Regions from separate parts of the Homo sapiens genome. Here all the other regions are linked to region 1. Evidence: chromatin contacts called from ENCODE Hi-C data. All regions are on one chromosome and are shown on one strand. The core of a region is the stretch at or near the end of the contact, and the rest is flanking DNA. Distances in the headings are between cores, read along the strand shown.

What was found. Hi-C counts contacts between places; a loop is a spot of excess contacts on that map. Pooled maps may share reads with other maps.
Region 2: a map with no recorded cell type shows a loop between it and region 1 (7-fold over the local background). The contact joins two enhancer-like sites. A Hi-C loop is called at or near these places in 2 of 37 single-sample maps with no recorded cell type and 4 of 50 pooled maps.
Region 3: a loop to region 1 is called in a map of chondrocyte, with 2.0 times the contacts of the local background. The contact joins two enhancer-like sites. A Hi-C loop is called at or near these places in 1 of 168 maps with a recorded cell type or tissue (chondrocyte) and 5 of 50 pooled maps.

Annotation. Positions count from the first base shown.
Region 1 is chr3:107,063,930-107,067,126 of GRCh38, reverse strand. No RefSeq gene overlaps it. Among named protein-coding and RNA genes, the nearest start is that of LINC00882, 180 kb to the left of the region's middle. Within about 2 kb of position 1,751, at least 5 of the 41 ENCODE cell types and tissues checked have a DNase peak (open chromatin) inside an H3K27ac peak, as active enhancers do.
Region 2 is chr3:106,182,084-106,185,526 of GRCh38, reverse strand. The region is part of intron 2 of LOC105374027 (a long non-coding RNA gene); the gene reads right to left. Among named protein-coding and RNA genes, the nearest start is that of CBLB, 310 kb to the right of the region's middle. RefSeq lists an enhancer at 1,072-1,121. Within about 2 kb of position 1,371, at least 3 of the 41 ENCODE cell types and tissues checked have a DNase peak (open chromatin) inside an H3K27ac peak, as active enhancers do.
Region 3 is chr3:106,119,762-106,123,175 of GRCh38, reverse strand. No RefSeq gene overlaps it. Among named protein-coding and RNA genes, the nearest start is that of CBLB, 250 kb to the right of the region's middle. Within about 2 kb of position 1,520, at least 2 of the 41 ENCODE cell types and tissues checked have a DNase peak (open chromatin) inside an H3K27ac peak, as active enhancers do.

The DNA.
Region 1 (3,197 bases), core at 502-3,001:
TATACACTCTGGGAAAGAGTGTTGTCTGATATGATGCGATTTCGACATTTTAAGGGCTTTTTCTAAAGGGCTTATTTTATCTTTTGTTCCAATCCTGTGCCAAATCATAGGATTTCATTGATTTAGTGGTGAATAGTTAGGATTTCATGATTGCAATCATGTTTATTTTAGAAATGGAAAATTGAGTAAGGCAGAAATCATCTATTCAATGCAATCATATTTTTTAATATTTAAAAATGCTACATAGGTGTGCATATAATACAGGATTGGGAATTGGAAAGTTAGGTTCTGGTTTCTGCTTTGCTATTGCAAAAAAAACAAAACAAAACAAAACTTAATCTTTGGACTTCTGTTTCATCATAAGTTAAAGAATTAGGTGGCTCTAAATGATTTTCATATAATAACCCAGTTTAAACAATTTTGTGAAGAGTCTTAACACTATGCTACATGTGAAACAGAGCAACACGGCAGTAATAATATCTCTAAAGTGCATTTTAAAGACTTTTATCTATGGCCGGGCACGGTGGCTCACGCCTGTAATCCCAGCACTTTGGGAGGCCGAGGCGGGTGGATCATCTGAGGTCAGGAGTTCAAGACCATTCTGGCCAACATGGTGCAACCCTGTCTCTACAAAAATACAAAAATTAGCCAGGCGTGGTGGCGGACGCCTGTTAACCCAGCTACTTGGGAGGCTAAGGCAAGAGAATCACTTGAACCTAGGAGGCGGAGGTTGCAGTGAGCTGAGATCACGCCTTTGCACTCCAGCCTGGGTGACAAGAGTGAGACTCCATCTCAAAAAAAAAAAAGACTTTATCTAACTTCACGTTTTCTTACTAGTGATTTTTTTCATCTTCTGACTTGCTGCAAGAGGGTATTTCCCTAGTTTCAATGGTTTTGAAGTTAATTTGTTCAGCTTCTGCTTAGTGGATATTTATGAGAGGTAATACTTGCCTTTAATTTCTTTTCAGCTTTTCTACTGCTGTCTTTTTCTTATTACTTCTTTTTAAGTTAGCTCCGACTTTGCTATTTTTAGAGAGAAGCAATAAGGATGGCACAGTGGTTACAAGAGGTTAGAAACAATTGAGATGAGAATCCTATTTTTGTTGATATAATTTATATGCAATTCGTAGCTTCAAAATGAAACACTGACATGGTCATCTTTTTAAAACTAAAAAATGATATAAAATTCCTAGTGCATGTGTTTTAAAAAATTCTTTCATAGTGAACAAATCATGCAAGATATTAATTTTTTTTCCCTAAAAGACTATTCTAAAGTCTCCCTGAACATGTCACTTCAAAATGTAAACAAAGAAACAAAACTGTCATCTATTGGAGTTGGGTGTGATTTTTGTCTTTTGTCTTCTCTGTCACACTAGTTTTCAGTTCTTTGCTGTCATGTGGCCCACTTTTCAAAGATGCAATTATGTGGATTTCAGGGGGCCGTCAGCTTGCCTTCCCCAGTTGCTCTGGGCCAGCTCTGGTCTCCAGATACCTCTGATGGAGGCGAGTCCCAAAGTTGATAACTAGGAAGAGACTGTGTATGCCAGGGACGGATGACAAGATGTGCTGAGCCTTGGGGAGACGCGGCAGGATGTTACTAATGAAAGAGGGCCCTGCTGCCGAGGGAGGGGAAGGAAGCAGATGTGAGGGCAAGATTCAGGTGACAACCTCAGCGTTCCAGAGATACAGGATGTTATGGAGGAGGGAGAAAAGCAAGTTGGCATTTGGCAGAATGCACAGAGGCGAGACTCGAGAGTGGGCGGTGGAAGCTGAGGCTTTCAAAGATTTCTGACCTTCTGCCTGCCAACTTGGAATTAGATTTCTTGATGGAGGGGGAGAATGGGGGAAGGGGGTAGAAAAGGCAGATGCCAAGAGAGATTACTGATTTGGCAACCAGACAAAAGGATGCTGTGGCTGGCACCTGCAGCAGAGAAGGGCAGAACGGTGTAGCCAGTAGGTCTAAGGCAATGGGCTGAGTGCCAGAGTTTGAGCTGCTACAGAGCGGCCTGAGATGGCCTCTTTTTTAGACACGAGAAAATAGTCTGTAGAGAAATAAAATTTAAAAATGAGAAATTTAATATCTTTGGATAGATTTTTAGGATTGGCATTTACAAGCGTATTCAGTTGCCTTTCTCCTGTCTGAGGAGCATAACCTTTTGTGGTCAGATTGATGATGCTCTTTAAAAAAAAATCCCAGCAATATTGTTACATTTCCAATTCCAAAACCAAAGTGGTGGGATTTGACTATAGGTTTCCTCATTTCCCCAGCAGTGAATACGAAGTGACTTTTCCATGTCCCAAATGTTGACCCAGAACAATATCATTCCCTGTGAGACAGGAGTAACTGATTACATTAGAATACAATTTTGTTGCCACAGAAATCAGGAAACTTTAAATTTAGCAGCTTCCTTCTAGGGTTTTTTGCTCTGGGCTCTCAGCAAGCGTTTGCGTTTCTACGTCCTATATCACCGTGCACCACTAGATGTCACTGTTACTCGGGTCTTTGGGTAACAGACTCAACAATATGCCTGACCTTTTGTGCCTGGGGAAAAACAATCTTCAGAAGGGGAGGATAATACTGTCTGTGTGGATTTAAATAAGACCTCTTTACCTGGCATTTTTATCGAAAAACAGATACTCCATATGTTGTGTTGATTGCTGTTTCCCTTTCTGTTTTTGAAAGGGAGAGACTGAATTAAATGCGTTTCTTCCCACAAATGTACCTTACCATTTCTCCTTATTCTCAATTCTCCCTTAAAAATGTAGCTTTTAGCTCCATAATATAAGAAATATTTGTTAGAAAATTAGGAAAATCATCATTCTATGGGTATTTAGAATCTATATATGGACTGCAAATGTTTCTTCCCTAATCTCTTCCTAACCTTAGAGAACTTCAAAATGCATTGTCTCATTTCCTAAGGAAAAATGTTGTAACTCTAACTAGGAAAAGAATCCTGTGAGAGCACAGCAAGTCAGCGTTAAGAATTGAATTTTCATGACTACCCTCGGATACATCCTTGAACCTAAGGGACAAATGTTGCCGTGAGTTTCAGGTTGTTTAAATGGTGGTGTTAGACACACAAATCATTCATTTTCCTGCTAAATTTCCTTTTCTTTTATTGAATATTGGATACAGGTATGTCTTTTAAGATGTGGCCATTGATTCATATATACCAGAGCATTATTTAAACATGAAA
Region 2 (3,443 bases), core at 122-2,621, 880 kb after region 1:
AGATGGGAAGCCAGCAGGGATGAACTTCACCTTGATCATTATGTTGCCTAAGACAGGTCTGACTTCCAGTTATAATTAAACATGAACATCTTTACCAAGCATTCATTTACTTCATGTGTTTTAGAGAAGAACATTCCACCCTAATGCGACAGAAAGGTTAGAGTTAAACTAGAAAATGAGATTGGAAATCCCATCCAAGCATGTAGCATGCAGTAATCCCCCTATATGGAGGATAGGTTCTGAGAGCCTAAACCCATGGTTAGTACTAAACCCTACATATACTATGTGTTTTCCTACCCATATATACCTATGATAAAGTTTCTTTTATAAATTAGACACAGAGATGAATAACAATAGCTAATCATAAAATGGAACAATTAATATACTGCAGTAAGGGTGATGTGAATGTGGTTTCTCTCACTCTTTCTGAAAATATCTTTTTGTAATATACTCACCTACTTTTAAACCCGCAACTAACCATGGGTAACTGAAACTACAGAAAGAGAAACCACAGATTATAGAATACCACTGTACTCTCTCTGCCCAAGTCCTATCCTCAAAAATGTCTTGATTACTACAAAATGGCTTTTTCTTTTTTTTTTTTAACTTTTTAAGTGAAAACTGAACTATTAAGTTTATATATTTGATGATCTCCTATTTTCTAACTTCTTTCAAAATAAATCAAAGAATATATATGTGAATGTATCTATATCTTTAAATTACTTAGAAAGAAAAATTTTCCCACCACATTTATCTCAGCTAACTCATGAAACTGAACTCATTGTTTCAGTTCCCAGTGAAGTGATATTAACAAGTGTTTTTAGTTGGGGGAGTAAAGAAGGAGGTGCGTATAGATCTAGGGGAGGTGGGAGATGGGAGGGAGGCTAGACCCAGTGAGATGGATAAGATTAGCAGCCTAATGAAGCATCTTGCCATTGAAGCCCATGTACCATAAAAATGCACATACGAATTTATTTTTATAAAAATATAGCTGTCAGCTTACATATTATAATGCAGTTGGCAAAAAATAAGTTAATAAAAAAGTTCTCTTCTAAAATTTGTTAGATTGCCACAAAAAGGAAGCTTTCTACAACGTTTTTTTTTTTTCTTAGAACCCTTGGGTTAATGAAACCTAGTCTGTTACAGTTACTGTTTTTCTTCTCTCTACTCAGCATGGATTACTTGATGTCTCATCTATGGCAGAGTCTGCCAAGACAATTGAGCAAGTCTAGTGTAGAGAACTTTAATGTAGTTGGAACATATCCAGCATCAAACAAGAGTCTGTGTCAAGATCTAAGACTAGCCAGATTTTCTTTCTCAGGTGTCATTTTCTTTCTCAGGTGTCATTTCCTTCTCTCTGGAGTCATTGGGTGTCTGATTCCTTGAGTCCTCAGGCTATCAGGAACTTTCAGAAGAGATGTGTTTTCTCTGGTTAGATAACATGCCTTGGTGCTAATCCTCAAATCTCCTTGAATTCAAGTGTGTCCTGAGGCAAGAATTTTCACTGCTTGCCTGTTTCTGCATCTGAAATTTATGGGTTTTCTCATTCTGAGCCAGTTCACAAGTTGGCTGATGATTGGTGAGATCAATTATCTTTGTGAGAAAGGAGCTCTACAAATGTTAAATTGTACTAAATCATTGAGTAACGTAAAGCTGCTATGTCAAGTTACAGAAAGCAATCAAAGCTGCCTAATGCATCTGTTGCCTATTTTTAGAGCCTGAATCAACTCATGGAGCCAGTTAGGTAACTCACATAATAATAACTGAGTACTTATTATTTTTTAGTCATTATGCTAAAATGTTTCATATGAATTAATTTATCCACCTCATACCAACCTGTGAGGTAGGTAATGCTATTATCTTCCACTAGCAAATGAGGTAATTAGCCCAAGGACACCGATTGATAAATGGTGCACTAGAAATTGAAGCTGAGACTTCAGGTTCCAAAACAATTCCATTGTACTGCTTACAATGTAGTCATGCCCTTTGACCTCCAATAATAATAGAATTTCATGCCAAGACTATTTAGATGTTTAGAGCTAACTCTGAAGTAAAAATGCCTGCATGGCACTGCCAATTGCTAGGTGCCGACCCTTGGGCAAAGTGATATTAACCTCACCTGTAAAATGGGGTCAATAACCGTCCCTGCCCATAGGGTTGTTTTGAAGTAATCCATGTAGAGCATGTACACTAGTGCTCAGTACGTAGTGAGCATTCAAACATTTTAGGTACTATTAGCACTTACATAATGACACTATCATTTCTAATCACATTCAGCTGGAAGGCATGCATATGAATAAACATCAATTCACAGGTCCTGTCTGACCTATTGATTCTCACTTGCTGATATAATCAAAATAAAACAGTAATAAGGCAGTGCAGCCTCTTACACAGACAGCAGCCTGGCTTCGTTCTAAGATTTAAACATCAGTTTAAATCAGCTATTTCAATCCAAGCCATTTTGAATGAGGTAATGGTTTGTGTGCGTTTTAGGAGAAATTACAAAGTAAAGTGAAGTAATGCCTTCATTATGCATATTAAGGGTTTGGATTCTGCATGGTCAGTGGGTAGGAAGATTCTGGACTTATTTCAAACCGCCCTTGTAATTGTATCTGTCTGCCTTTTGTATAAGCAGGTAAGAACTGCTGAAACCTCTAACTAGCCAAAGAATAGACAGAAAGAAACCATGTATATTCACATTTGTTTCCAAATAGCCTATGGAAGCCACAGGGAGTTATGCAACCTTAGAGAGAGAATATTGGAATTTTTTTTGTATTGATGTATTTAATGATAACTCCCTTAAATTCAACCCCCCTAGATTAACTTTGAGTTTGAGTTCAAGCTCTGCTACTTAATTAGATTTGTGACCTTAAATATGCCTTTAAGTTTCCTTTTCCGCATTGGGAAAGTATAAATGATACTACTACCTACTCATTCGTAGTTGTAGCATTTAAGAGAATCTATGCAATTAGTATAGTGACTAACATACTATGTTATCAATAAGTTTTAGCAATTATGATGTTATGAGTATTCTTATTGTATATTCTGCTAGTAATTGAATATGACTGTAATTTAAGCTTGTCTGTCGATTCTGCATAGTATTAAAAAGCTTAGAAAAGAGCATAAACTATGTTTTATAAAAGTTAAGCAATTAAAAATGGCAAGAATATATACCTTTTACTTGCAAACTCTTATATGTCCTTAAATTCCATGTAATGAAAGCCAACTTTTTGTGTGTTTTTTAATCATACAAAATCATCAAACCATCAAGTAATATTTGTAAAGTATCTGCATAAGCATGGTATCACGCTGGGTGCTGCAATACAATAATTAATAATGATATCATGCAAAAACAGTATTTTTCAAGGTTTTAAATATGGTTGTAAACTAATTAATTTTCATTGCAAATATTTTTATAAGAATAAGAAACTCATTCTTGTAAA
Region 3 (3,414 bases), core at 271-2,770, 940 kb after region 1:
TATTCATTCAACTCACAAAAATTATTAAGCTAAGTGAGATACTAATCGTCAGTAGGGAAAAGGAAAGTTATGACAATCTATTAATATAATGACCTTTGCCCTAAAGAAACTGCACTCTATTTGAAAGTCCTCAAGTGATTTAAGTCTTTCATCAATTGTTTAACAGTTGACATGATTTAGTTTATAACTATTGGATCAGCCCTAAGATTTCTTATAGCCCCACTCAGTTTATATCACTAAGGTAGATGGCAAGGAATAGTCCAGCACAGCAGCGTCCAATAGAAATAGAATACAAAAAAAATCATATATATAATTTTTAAGTTTTCTAGTAGCCATGAAAAAAAGGTAAAAAAGAAACAAAAATCATTTTAATATTGTATTTTATTTAACCCAACATATCTAAAGTATTATCATTTCAACATGAAATCAATATAAAAATATATTAATGAGTATTTACATTTTGTTTGGTAATCGGTCTTCAAAATCAGTGTCTTTACACTTACAACATGACAATTTGGAGTAGCCACATTTCAAGTACTCTGTAGCCATACATGACTAGTGGCTAGCCTATCGACAGCATAGTTCAAGCATTTTCTCTAAGTAACTTATTCATTTCAATTATATATCTGTATCCAACTGCTCCTGTGCATTTATCCTTACAATCAAATCTGTATTATTGTAAGAAACAGAGAAGTTCCCCATCTTCTAATACCAGGAAAGGCAAAATAGGGCTTGGTGTTTTTGAGCTTAGATTTTAACCTATAAATTAACGTTCTTTGATATATCTTACTAACTGTATTCAGAAAAGTTTTAACATTTATGACAAAAGAGCCAGAATGGCAAGATAAAATTATAGTTCTGGACAGGAAATGTCAATGGGTGCTGGAAGCCACTGAAAGAACACCCAGAGTTTAGGAAAGCAGAGAATAGAATTGTTGTGCCCATGGCAACATTTATATGGGAAATGTCTCTCTCATTCCCTTTCAAGATCACCATCAGTGTCACTCTAACATTTATATATGGCCTTGATGAAAGTGTGAAATATAGGACAGGGTCTTAAATTGAAATATTACCATAGTTGACCAGGAGGTAGAGCACCTTCATCATTTTTAATCCTGTTTCTTTTTCTAGCTATTGTGGCTCCTTATAGAAGCACTCAGTTTAGATTGCTAAGGTAGGTCTCATAGGTAAGATGTGGAAATGTAGCATTTGAATGTTAGTATCACCTGTAAATAAGAACTATGAAAAGTCTGAGGTTTTACTCTGCTTTCAAGCTAGTATGTTAGCTTGCCACAGTTTCATAGATACTAGTAGATGGCATGAGACCCTTGGGTCAGAGACAGAGGGCATAATTATATGTTCCCATTAGTCCCCCTTGCCTCCAAAGTCCCAGGGGGTAATGCAGAATGGCTCGAGGAAATGCTGTACACATAGTAAATACGTGTCACACCTTAGGAATCCTAGGTTAAGAAAATCTCAATCTCCCGAAAGACCAGCTAGTCAACCTGCCCAACTTTTATCCTGGAGGGAAACATTATCTTTATTATCTTGGAGAGAAAACAAATCTTCCCTCTGCCCTAGACAGAGACACATACACTCTCTCTTTTCCAAGGCTATTTACCATACAAACATCCTTGAAAAGACAATAAGGAACAAAGCTATCAATACCTTTGTTCAGAAAATAGGCAGATGCAAGAACTACCTATGGATAAATGTCCCCCAACAAACTTATATTAAGGCCCCCCACTGGCCCTCTTATTGTCTACCAGATAAACTCCTGCTTTCCTCACTTATTCAACCTATGTTTGTTTATTGCTTTTTATGTGCTATTAGATTTGAAAGATTGTCAAATATTTGCAAAAACCAAGGTCTAATAGATGTAAAAGTTTCAAAAAATACTCAGGGAAAAAATTAAGAGAATTCTAATCATTTCCACAATAAGGACTTTGAGGAACTAATAGATCTTCTTAAGAGAACTTAGTTTCCCCAAGTTTCTGACAATCATGAGATCTGGATCTTTTGGGGGTCCAGGTTGCACGTATTAATATTTACTTACCAGGTGCCCCGATTTGGGGATTAAGTAAAATATAATTATAAAAAAAATTTAGTCTCTTGCTTCCATATGGCATTTTTACATCCTTTTTTTCTGATGGCAAATAATAACACACTTATACAAAGTGGCATTTAACATCAAATACATTTCATAAAACATGTTTTGATTGTATGAACTCATAAACAGATATTGAACCCTTCATATGCATGCCGGTTATATTTAAACATAAAAAAACCCATTTAATGTACAAATAGTCCCTGATAACTCTGTATAGAATCCAACTTTTTAAACAGCTGTGCAGAAGAGCTTCATAATTTAGGGTAGCAAAAGAAGATGGAAACTACATACAATTTTAGGCTTCAGGAGAATTTAGGTCAGTTAGAGGTCATTCTCCAAAATTGAATCAGAAAGGAATTCTAAACTATTGCTCAACTAGGACCCACTTTGGAAGGGTAAATTGTGCTGTACTCTATGATTTGTAGAGACCGCAGAGGGGTCCAGGTTTGGCTCACTTTCTAGCTGACCATAAAGACAACTTGGGAATAGATTGTCACAGGGACCCACTAAATGAATCACAGCCCATTTCCTGCAGCTCCTCCGTGTTTTTGAATGCCTTAGTCATCACACTCTTGGCTTATGGGAATCAGTTCCCAAAGGTCACATAGATTGCACTTCTATGGTAGTTTGATAATTTTCTGTCTACTTTAGAATAGTCGGCCAGCATTTTAAAAGTCATTTTATGTGACCGTATGGTGTGTATGAAAGAACAAGGGCTTAAAACTAGAAATCTGGACGTAAGTCTTAGTTTTGCCATTATTTGCCACTGGGCAAGTCACTGAAACTTCCTGGTCTTCTCACCTGTAGAATGGCAGGATAGGTAAAGAGGTTATGATTCATGACCAGTAAAGGCTTTTCCAGTCTTACCTTTGTATCATTCTATCTCATTTAAGACCTGGCCTTGTAAATTGTGTACTAGGAAGAACATATCTAGGCACTTTGCAGCGTCTGCTGCTATTACTACTTTATCAAGTAAGTTGCTTGGTGCCCCATTCAAAAAGCATTATGGGCAGAGCTACAGAAATGTGTGTAGCTGTTTGTCAGCATGGGTAACTCCTCAGTGACACTTGGATCTCATGACTTACTTCTTTTTTCTTGGGTGACTCAAACTCTCAGGGTCATCCTCCTGGGAGACATGTCACATGGTGATATAAAGCATGCGGCAGATATCATCAGTTTAACCAAAAGGTAAAGGAAAAATACAATCATCTTCCAGTCCACTCATTCTGAATCTTCTCACAGCATCAAAGGAAAGCTCAAAGATGGATTTCTTGCAATTTTCCCCCTTGACAGTGTGGGATACT